2 separate regions of the Homo sapiens genome follow, and region 1 is linked to region 2. The links are chromatin contacts, found by Hi-C or POLR2A ChIA-PET in ENCODE. All regions are on one chromosome and are shown on one strand. The core of a region is the stretch at or near the end of the contact, and the rest is flanking DNA. Distances in the headings are between cores, read along the strand shown.

Region 1 (4,968 bases), core at 255-2,754, 56 kb before region 2:
TTTTAAAATTGTTAGAATTCCCATCCATAGCTATGTCCTAGCCTGCTATATTGCTTTGTAATAATGTTGCCTAACAATAGAGAATTATTCATCGCCAAGCTCATTCAATGGCAAACTCATGTTGCCATGACGGTGTCATTTTATTTCTATTATTAAGGTGCTTGTAGCTCTCTAAGAGGGTGTCTGTAAATTCTGTTCTTGTGCACTCAAAGCCTGCTAGAGATAGAGACAAAATACTATCTGATTTAGTATTAACATATATATTAATCCTTGACATTAGTATATGACATGTATTAATCTCTCATTTTAGGAGTGATAGTAGAAATTTCTAACTTCTAAAGAGAGAATGTCAATGATAGAAGCTGACAACACTGTGATTTACTATGTATGTTTATATCTTTTATGGGTCCAAGGACCATGGTAAAGCAAATATCATTTGAATTTAAAGATGTAATATTACATATTCATATAATACAAAGGTCTTAATAAATCTGGGTTATTAAATGTATTTTTATCAGTAGATGTTATGATACTGGTTTCACACAGAACATCTACCAAGTTAGCGGGCATTTCACGTCAGAGCGGTTTAGAAGCAGGACAAGGAAAGAGAGGAGAAAAGCATTATTTTTTAAAAACTGAACTTACTTTCATTTGTACTTTTTTACAGATCAGGGTATTTAATAATTTCTAATAGAAGAATACAAGACATTTTGGTAAAATATTGAACACAAGAGAACTTTATAACTAGGGTTATAATGTTCAATTTATTTAATTAAAAACTTTTACCAAACACACATTACCTCTGAACATTCAGCACACTAGACTTGCTTTTTTATAATAAATAAATGTATATCTAGCCACATAACAGTCCACATCCAACATGCAAATTGTCTCTAAAAATAAAATCTCACGCTTATCTAGTTCTGTGCCTCTGTATTAGTTGATTTCGGTGTGCAGTTAATAAATACTTTAAAAAGCACTACTGCAAAAGTAGCTACTGTTTGGCAGATTAACAGGTATTTTTACAAAATTGCTGCTGATTAATTAGTAATTACAATCAAAGCTATGCAGTTTAGTAGTGGCCTCTTTTTAAGCCACTTCTAACATTTTCAGATGTGTTAGAAATTCCTTTCAGTGAAACAATAGAGCATGAAAAATATCCCAAAATATTTGCAAATATAGGTTTCCGTGCACTGACTCTGATATTCTTTGAACTTCGTCACTGGAATCTTCATCATCGCTGTATCCCAAAGTGGCGTCACTGTCAGTATCTGAATAATCCATACAGGGAATTTACATCGGCTCTTCTGGTTCTAAACCAATTCTCTTGTGTCTCATGGCTATGAGAGAACTCTAGCGTTCATTGATACCTCAGGGGAACAAACACAGAATGTATGAGGCCAAAGCAGAACATAGTTGATACAAAGTAGCTGTCAGAGTAGGGGCTCTCCCTTTTCAGCTCTGGAGCAACATGACTGCTGTCCACAGAGTCCCAGCACTCTCTCAGTGCCAGCCTTCATGGAAACTCGACACTACTCCAGTTGCTTATGAGCTTACAGCAATCCCGGGGTCAGAGCTCTTTACTCTCTGTCATGTGCAGCAGTTTAATGTCCCCAGTTAAGTTTAGTTCACACAGCACAAAGCAAATTCTTTTCATCTCAAAATCAAAAGCAATCTTACTACAAGGGGTAGGATAATCAAAATTGATAGGAAATGACAAGCATCAAAGAACCACAAAAAATGAAATAAATTAATTATAAACAAGAATTGTAGAGTTGGTGGTAAATCTGACTATGCTTTTTTGAAAATTGGATCCCTTGGCAGATAAATGTGCTTTAAGGAAAAGTCATATCAGGTCAATCACTAATTCCACTTTCCACTAAGTCCTGAAGCTCTTCCACCATGATTTATGCCTCCAACACTGTAATAAAACCCACAACCTAAGTGAACAATCAGCTAATACATGCAAATAATTATATACCTTCTAATCATGCTTGCACAGAGTAATCAACCAATAAATGTTAGTGACAATCATCATGATCATGGTCATCATCACGATCATCATCACTTTAGGACCCTCTGACATGGGGAAGCATGTGACCCCTTTTTATATACTTTGTCTCTAGTAGTCCCCTTCCCTAAGTTTCTATATAATAAATTAATCTCCCAATTATTTTCTGACACCACCTTCTCAATTTGTTTTGTTGACATTTCATCCCTAGCCCATAGATGATAGGTGTTTTCCCAAAATTCTGTTTTGGGCTTTCTTTTTGCTAGCCCTGCTTTCTCTCATTGAGGAAAACTCACATAACACTATGACGTCAACTATTAGTTTTACATGAGTGACTTGCAAATCTTCATTTCTAACTTTTACCTCTCTCCTGCTACATACTTCTATCTGGAAGTCCCATTGCAACCTGCGATTCAAACCTAACTCATTTTCTCCTAACCTCAAAACCACTGTTTTCCTTGGGTTCCCTATCATGGTAAATGGCATCAGCATTATTGCACTCACCTAGGCTCAAAAGATTGGATTCATTTTTTAACTCTTCCCCATCTCTCTTGTGTATATTTGGTCATATTGGTTCTATCTCTGTCTATCTCTCATATTCATCCTTCCTTCACATTCCCACAGGTATGGATCTACTGTGGGCCACCACTATCTCTGCCCTGCACCACTGATCTGGCCTCCTAAGTGATCCCCTCGCCTCTACTCTCTCCCCCTTCTAATCCTTATCTCACTCTGCCATACATTTTCAAATGTAAATCTAGTCATGTCAACTCTTTGCACAAGAACTTTTAAAGAAAACAAGAAAAATGTCAATGTTTCAATGTTTTCATGTATAGTTAGAGGTCCTCCAACTGTCTGATCTATCACCTTTCCAGGCACTATACTGACGACCCTCTGCTGCACTGGTGACAGATAACTGTTTCCTCAAAATATGACCACTGTAAATTCTGTCCATGCCTGTGCACATGCAGCTGACTCTTCTAAGAACCTTCTATTTCAGTTCATCCATAAAACTTCCATTATCCTTCAGTAGCATTTTTAAAGGATAAGAACAATTTTTACACATAAGAAATATTTCTACAGAGCTGTGTTTGGCGGCACACACTTGTAATCCCAACTACATGAAAGGCTGAGGCAGGAAGATCACTTGAGCCCAAGAGTCTGAGACCAGCCTGGGCAATGTAGCAACACCCCAACTCTACAAAGAAAGAAAGAAAAAGAAGTATTTTTGCATATTAATTACAAAAAAAGGGGGAAAATAAAAAGTACTGTAACACCATCTACCAGGAGATAACTAAGATTAACATCTTGGTGAATAGCCTTACAAACCCTTTATTCTTCTTATCTCTTTTTATTTATTAAATTAGAAAATCCACCTTTATTATGAAGTACTTATATGTCCCATGAATATAATAATAATAAACCAGCAATTATTTTAACAAATATTTGCCAAAGGTTAATATATTTTGTATGCCTGACCTTGCAGTCTAGTGGAGACAGATATCAAATTAGTACACAAACATACCCAGTAGCCCTCCCCTGCCCCACCACCACCTCCCCTCACCATTATCCACAGTTTCACTCAGTTACCCTAGGCTTCAGGTACCTGCAGTCAACTTCAGTCCAAAAATATTAAATGGAAAATTCCAGAAACAAGTCATACGTTTTAAATTGCACACCATTCTAAGTAGCTTAATTAAGCCTTACTCTGTCGTGCTTCCTCACACCGTGGACTTGAATCTTACCTTTCTCCAGTGTGTCCATGCTGTATATGCTCCCCAACCATTAGCCACTTAGTAGCAATCTCAGTTACCAGATCAACTGTCACATCACTGTCCCAAAGTGCAAGAGTAGTGATGCTGGCAATTCTGATATGCCAAAGAAAAGCCTTAAAGTGCTTCTTTCATGAAAGGTGAAAGTTATTGACTTGATAAGAAAGAAAAAAAGGTCATATGGTGAGGTTGCTAAGATCTATGATGAAAACATATCTTCTATCTGTGAAATTGTGAAGAAGGAAAAATACATTTGTGTTAGTTTTGCTGTTGCATTCAAACTGCAAAAGTTATGGCCACAGTGCATGTTAAGTGCTTAGTTAAGATAGGAAAGGCATTACATTTGTGGGTGGAAGACACAAACAGAAACGTGTTCCAATTGAGGGCAATCGGGTTCCATATGATCATCTGTTTCTGGTATCCACTGGAGGTCTTGGGATATATATTCCCTGCAGATAAGTGAGGGCTACTCTAATGGAAACATTGATCAAATAGCATGCAATCAGATAACTAATAGGGAGGATCTCATTCAGCAATTAGGACAGACAACTTTTGTAAGGACATTAGAAATTAAGACCCAACGGTGGAGTTTGGGTCCTTAAGATAAACAGTCAGGAGAAATGTGTTACAGGAAGCATGCATAGTCATGCACCACACAATGACATTTTGGTCAACAAACAGACCACATATGCAACAATAGTCCCATGATTCTAATGGAGCTGAAAGACTCCTTTCATCTAGTAATATCATAGCCCTAAACAAACCTACTGTGCTGCCAATTATATGTAAGTATAGCACATATGATTATGTACCTTGCATAGTACTTGATAATGATAATAAATGACTGTGTTACTAGTTTAAGTATTTACTACATTATGCTTTTTATTGTTATTTTAGAGTGTACTCCTACTTACTAAAAAAAAGAAAAGGGCTTAATATAAAAGAGCCTCAGGCTAGTCTTTCAGGAGGTATTCCAGAAAAAGGCATTGTTATAGAAGATAACAGCTCCATGTGTGTTATTGCCCCTGAAGACCTTCCAAGGGGACAAGACGTAGAGGTGGAAGACAGTGATATTGATGATCTCAACCCTGTGTAGACCTACACTACTGTGAATGTTTGTGTCTTCATTTTTAACAAAAAAACTTCGAAAAGTAAAAAATACAATAAATTAAAAATAGAAAAAAT
Region 2 (5,397 bases), core at 2,627-5,126:
AAGTGGGGCCCTCATGATGGAATTAGTGCCCTTACAAGAAGAGATACCAGAGAGCAGGTGGTTTTTCTCTCTCTACATGAATTCACTGAGGAACGGCTATGAGAGCACAAAGCCAGAAGGGTGTCTGCAAGCCAGGGAGAGGGCAATCAATAGAACTTGACAATGTTAGCATCTTGACCTCAGACTTCCAGCCGTTAAAACTGTGAGAAAATAAATTTCTGTTGGTTAAGCCACCTAATCTACAGTATTTTTTGTAACGGCAAAGCTAACTAAGCTAACTAAAATGGCAATATATGTGTGGTTGATTTATGGACTCTTCATTCTGCTACATCAATCTATTTGTCTAACTTGATATCAATACCACACTGCCTTGGCTACTGCAGCTTTAAAGTAAGCTTTGAAGTCAGATGGAGTTAGTCTTCCAAACTTTCTTTTTTTCTAAATTGTTCATATAAATTTTAGGTCCATATAAATTCTAGGTCCACATAAATTTTAAAATCATCTTGTCAATTTCAACCAAAAAAATCTTAGTAACATTTTGATTGGGATTGCGGTGAGCGTATAGATCCATCTAGGAGAATAATACTGCGTCTTACAACGTATGAACGTAATATCTTCAGTTTTCTCTTGGAATCATTTTGTAATTTTCAGTGAAGAGATCTTACACATCTTTTACAAATTTATCTGTAACTACTCCCTAGTTTTTGATGCTATCATAAGTGGTATTTTTAATTTCAATTTCTAATTGTTTGTTGCTTGATTAAATAATAAGTACCTATACGATTATTTATTGACATTTTTCGAAATGGCCCAGGAAAAGTTAGTGGACTTAAAGTCCTTTAAATATTACTGAAATATTCTAAAAATAATCTTGCACTTTTCCTAAATGCCTGGAATAGGAGATAAGGCAATTATCACATAGCATACTTTTCTCAGATACTTCTCATTTCCATTTCATTGTATGAACAAGGAATAAGAACCATGCAATGCCAAATACAGTTGCAAATGCTCCTTTTATGCGATACAGTCTTAATCAGAACACATGAGTAATGTTACACTCAAATTTTTTTCTGGCAAGAATTTAGAGGACCTTAAAGCATTTCTTTTGTAGGCATCAGAAGTGATTAGTGTAATGACAGTGAATCTAGCCAATTAAAATCTTTGTTGCCTGTCCAAAGTATGATTTATAGCAAGTCATGATTTATTAACAATTGTATAAAGGAAAAATTAAGAAGCAATCATTTAGACTTGGAAGGAATGAGAATGACAGAGACACAAAACACCGGCTGAGTTCATTAGCAAGAAAATTAACTCCAAGTGAAACATTTTTATGTCCATTTTTGAAGCGATTTTCAAATTTACATTATTTTTTCTTATCTTGTGGCACCTGAAGGGAATTATTTGTCTGAATGACATGTTGTAGAGTAACAATGAGAGACTGAATTGTTTTTATAAGTAGCTCAATTTCCACCACGGAAAATGACCTTACATTTTAGACAGTAGAGATAAATAAACCATTTTATGGAAAAGTACTAAGACACCCTGATGTTTCTCCAATCTTCTATAAAAAGCTGATCCCTTTTCTATAAACAGTCATTCATGTAAGCGGGCCCTTAGCTTTCCTCTAGAAGAAAAGTCCTCTTTCAAAAATCTCCTTGCATTTCACAGAAGCTTTCTAAAAAACCAATTTCCCAACTTACTTAAAACTAATGTATTTTATTAACATTAGTTACTGGTCAGTTACTGATAATTTGTACCTATTATAATGAGCTAAATCAAGAATTTAGGCATACTTGAGTCTAAGGTACACACTAAAACATTAGCAAGATTATTAAGTAAATTCAAACAACAGCAACAATAATTTTTTTGTACAACTAACTGTATGTTTCAGGTGAAGGTGTTCAGAGAAGTTCAGAGGAAGGATTCAAATTTTGTTTATTAAATAATCTTGATTATTGTGGAAGTAGTCTAGTCCAAATGCTAAGGCGCTCCCATACAAATATCAATAATTTGAGATATGAAGGGGAGGTTGCATGTGTGTATAATTTTTTTATGCATTATGTTTTCTCTAAAATCAGGATACAGTTTCCATTAATCCTGTAATGAGTTCCTTGACATCAAAGTCCAATGGGCCATTATATCACAGGTATCTTTTAATTAAGGTCCATATAATGGGTCCAGGCATCTTCAGAGCAACAGGTCAGCTTCTACATGCCTATGTATTTGGGTCCTGTGCTGTGCTGGACTTCCAGGTTCTAATATCTCATTTGGAGATTGTTGTAAGTTCAGCCACTCTTTCATGCCAGAACAGATGAATTACAAAATGTTACTACAAATGAATACCTAAAAGTGAAATAAATCATGGGGATGATGAGGACCTAACAGATCTCAGTATGATTACAGCATAGATAATGAAGCAGGATGTAGCTGATCATGAGACTGCGGCAATGATATGGGAGCAGCTCTCACAACAGGGAGTGCCAGAGCAAGCCTTTGAGGAGAAAAGTGGCATGACGCGATTTGCTTTAGAGAATGTAGTGAGTTGATTTGTGCCCTCCCAAAAGATATGTCGAAGCCCTAGCCCTCAAACCTGTGAATGTAATTATATTTGAAAATAAGGTCTTCCAGATATGATCAAGTTAAGGTGCTGCCATACTGGATCAGGGTGGGCCCTCCATTCAATGACTGGTGTTCTCATAAAGAAAGATTTTGATACAGAGGCACACGCAGAGGGAAAACAGCCATGTGAAGACAGTGACAGAAACTAAAGTGATGTAGCTCCAAGACAAAAAATGCCAAGGACTGCTGGGAACCACCAAAAGCTAGGAGTGAGGCATGGAACAGATTCCTCCCTAGAGCTTCCAAAGGGAGTGTGGCCTGGTGACACTTTGACTTTGGATGTCTAGCCTACAGACCTGTGAAAGAATAAATTGCTATTGTTTTAGCCACCCAGTTTGTGTAATTTATTATGGCCACACTAAGAAACTTAATACAAATACTTTGTCATCATCACAAAGAGGGGAATGGATAAAAAGTGCGGAAGACTGGACACAGGGAGACCAATTAGGTGGCTGTCCTATAATTTAGACAGATCATGGTGGCACTAACAGGAACAGTGGCATGAGGGTGGTGAGAAGCAGATTGAGAGTTGAAGTTGAGAGTTATTTAAGAGGTAGAACAAACAGGATTCGTTATTATGAGAGGAAATTTTAGGAGAAGAAAGAGTCAAGGATAATGTCCAAATTTCTGGTTTGATAAACACATGTAATATTCACTTGAAAAAGAATAGACTTGATTGGAGTTGGAAAGAAAATGAGTTTACTTTTGTCCAAGGGATATGTGAGATACTTGTGTGACAGCTAAGTTGACTTGCCCCGTAGGAAAAAGTTCTGGGGTGGAGAAAAAATGTTACTATGATACTCTGTGCTTTTCCTATAGCACCTAGTACATCAATTATTTTAATCTCCTCTTTATAAATCCTGAAGAGGAGAATAACTCAGGCCAGAAAAGTGAGAGGACAGCATCTTTTTGTTTTGTTTTGTATTGTTTTGTTTTGTTTTGGACAGCCACAAATCCAGAACAACAGAAATAAAAATTCCCACCAGACATTGTGTTACTTTTTCCATAGATTATTCACTATAATCCTCACGAGAATAATCTTCACTAAAAACCAAATTAATTATAATATTCACTAAAATGAAAAACGTAAAAAAAAAAAAAAAAAAAAAAAAAAGCAAAACAATAAACCCTGAGAGTCTCAGGTGCTGGAAAGAGAAGGGTCCCAAGGCTGGAGAAACAAGCTGGAGCCGCACAGGAGTCATAAGGGCTGGGTGAAGGAGCCTGGTGATGGCCCCACGGGAGAGGGCGACTGGGACTGAGTCCTTCATAAGGCCAGAGCCCTGGAGCATTTCGACACAAAAGGCACACGCAGTATAAATAACTCTCTCTGTCAGCCCAAGTAAATGTCAAGAGTCTTTCTCTGAGAGAAACAGAAACCCAAGCCTTGTAACTGGAAGAACTGAATTCTTTCAATGTTATCTTCAAGTTACAGGGATATTAAGCTAAAACGTATCTTTGCAGAGGCAAATATGAAACATATAAAATAGGTACATAGAGATGCTTCAATAACGTGAGCACAAGAAAATCAATCCCTCAGTCCACTAACTCCACTGAAAATGGGTATGTGGTAGAAAATAAAAACACCAAAAAACCCCACCCCCACCCCCACCCAAGACAAGCACACCTCAGCTATACTAAACCACACACGGAAGGAAAGTTGGTGGAAGTGACAAATGGAAGAATGTGCACCCCAAAAGTGAAACTAACAGAAAGTTTCAAAGAATTTGACATTCTAAAAATAATTTCTGAAGACATACAGCAAAAAAAGATGATATAAGAAACAATGTAAAAGATATTTAAGATGTCCATTGCAGCAACATAGGATGCAGCTGGAGGCCATTATCCTAAACCAGTTAATGCAGAAACAGAAAGCCAAATACACATGTTTTCACTTATAAGTGGGAGCTGAACATTGAGTTCATGTGAACACCATCATGGGAACAATAGACACTAGAGAGTTGAAAAGAGGGGAGGCAGAGATGGAGGCAAGGGTTGAAAATCTACCTTTTAGGTACTATGTTCCCTACTTGGGCCATGGGAGTATTAGAAGCCTAAACCTCAGCATCACACAGTACACCCATGTAACAAACCTGCACATGTACCTTCTGAATCAAAATTAAAAATATGAATAAATAAAGGAAAAGAAAAAAGATATTTAAAAATAATAAAATAATGGCAATAATACCTCACATTTATCAAACACTTAGTATATGCCAGACATTATTCTAACATGCATACATACTATATACATTATTTGGCCTATTAATCACCTTGACCCTATGTGGCAAGCACTATTATTCTACTTTTACAAACCATGAAGCTGAAACAGAGATGAACATCAACAAGATCACACATTTCATAAACAATGGAGCTGGGGTTTGAACCCAAGAAGTCTCATTTCAGAGCTCACACTCCTAAGCACTTTGATGCACCAAGTAGAACTTCTAAAATTACTTTTATAAAATAGTCATTGGAACCTACTCAGTGTATTAATTGAACTGAAGACTTGATACAATTGAAGGAAGAAGTAGAGAATGGCATGACCATCTGAGACAATCTGCCCAGCTTCTATTAAAAATGTAGCACCGAATGACACAGAGAAAGAAGATTCAAATGTGAATAAGGAGGTAAGGACATATGATGATGAGGTTAGGTCTAGGCCACTAAAAGTTACAAAATGAGAGAAAAGAGAAAGCGGGGGAAAGAATATATGCAGAAATAATGCTGAGAATTTTCTAGGATTGAAAAAAAACTGCATTCTCAAAAGGAGATGCACAG

What was found. A loop is a pair of places that touch in the nucleus more often than their neighbours do. ChIA-PET counts read pairs that join two places held with the same protein, here RNA polymerase II (POLR2A). Pooled maps may share reads with other maps.
Region 1: a map of gastrocnemius medialis shows a loop between it and region 2 (6-fold over the local background). The contact joins two enhancer-like sites. A Hi-C loop is called at or near these places in 1 of 168 maps with a recorded cell type or tissue (gastrocnemius medialis) and 2 of 50 pooled maps. POLR2A ChIA-PET finds 5 or more read pairs at or near these places in 2 of 52 experiments (PC-3 and activated T-cell).

Annotation. Positions count from the first base shown.
Region 1 is chr10:52,124,772-52,129,739 of GRCh38, reverse strand. All of the region lies in intron 7 of PRKG1 (protein kinase cGMP-dependent 1), which reads right to left. Among named protein-coding and RNA genes, the nearest start is that of PRKG1-AS1, 190 kb to the left of the region's middle. Within about 2 kb of position 1,504, at least 2 of the 41 ENCODE cell types and tissues checked have a DNase peak (open chromatin) inside an H3K27ac peak, as active enhancers do; they include gastrocnemius medialis, where a contact is called at or near this core.
Region 2 is chr10:52,070,495-52,075,891 of GRCh38, reverse strand. All of the region lies in intron 7 of PRKG1 (protein kinase cGMP-dependent 1), which reads right to left. Among named protein-coding and RNA genes, the nearest start is that of PRKG1-AS1, 240 kb to the left of the region's middle. Within about 2 kb of position 3,876, at least 3 of the 41 ENCODE cell types and tissues checked have a DNase peak (open chromatin) inside an H3K27ac peak, as active enhancers do; they include gastrocnemius medialis, where a contact is called at or near this core.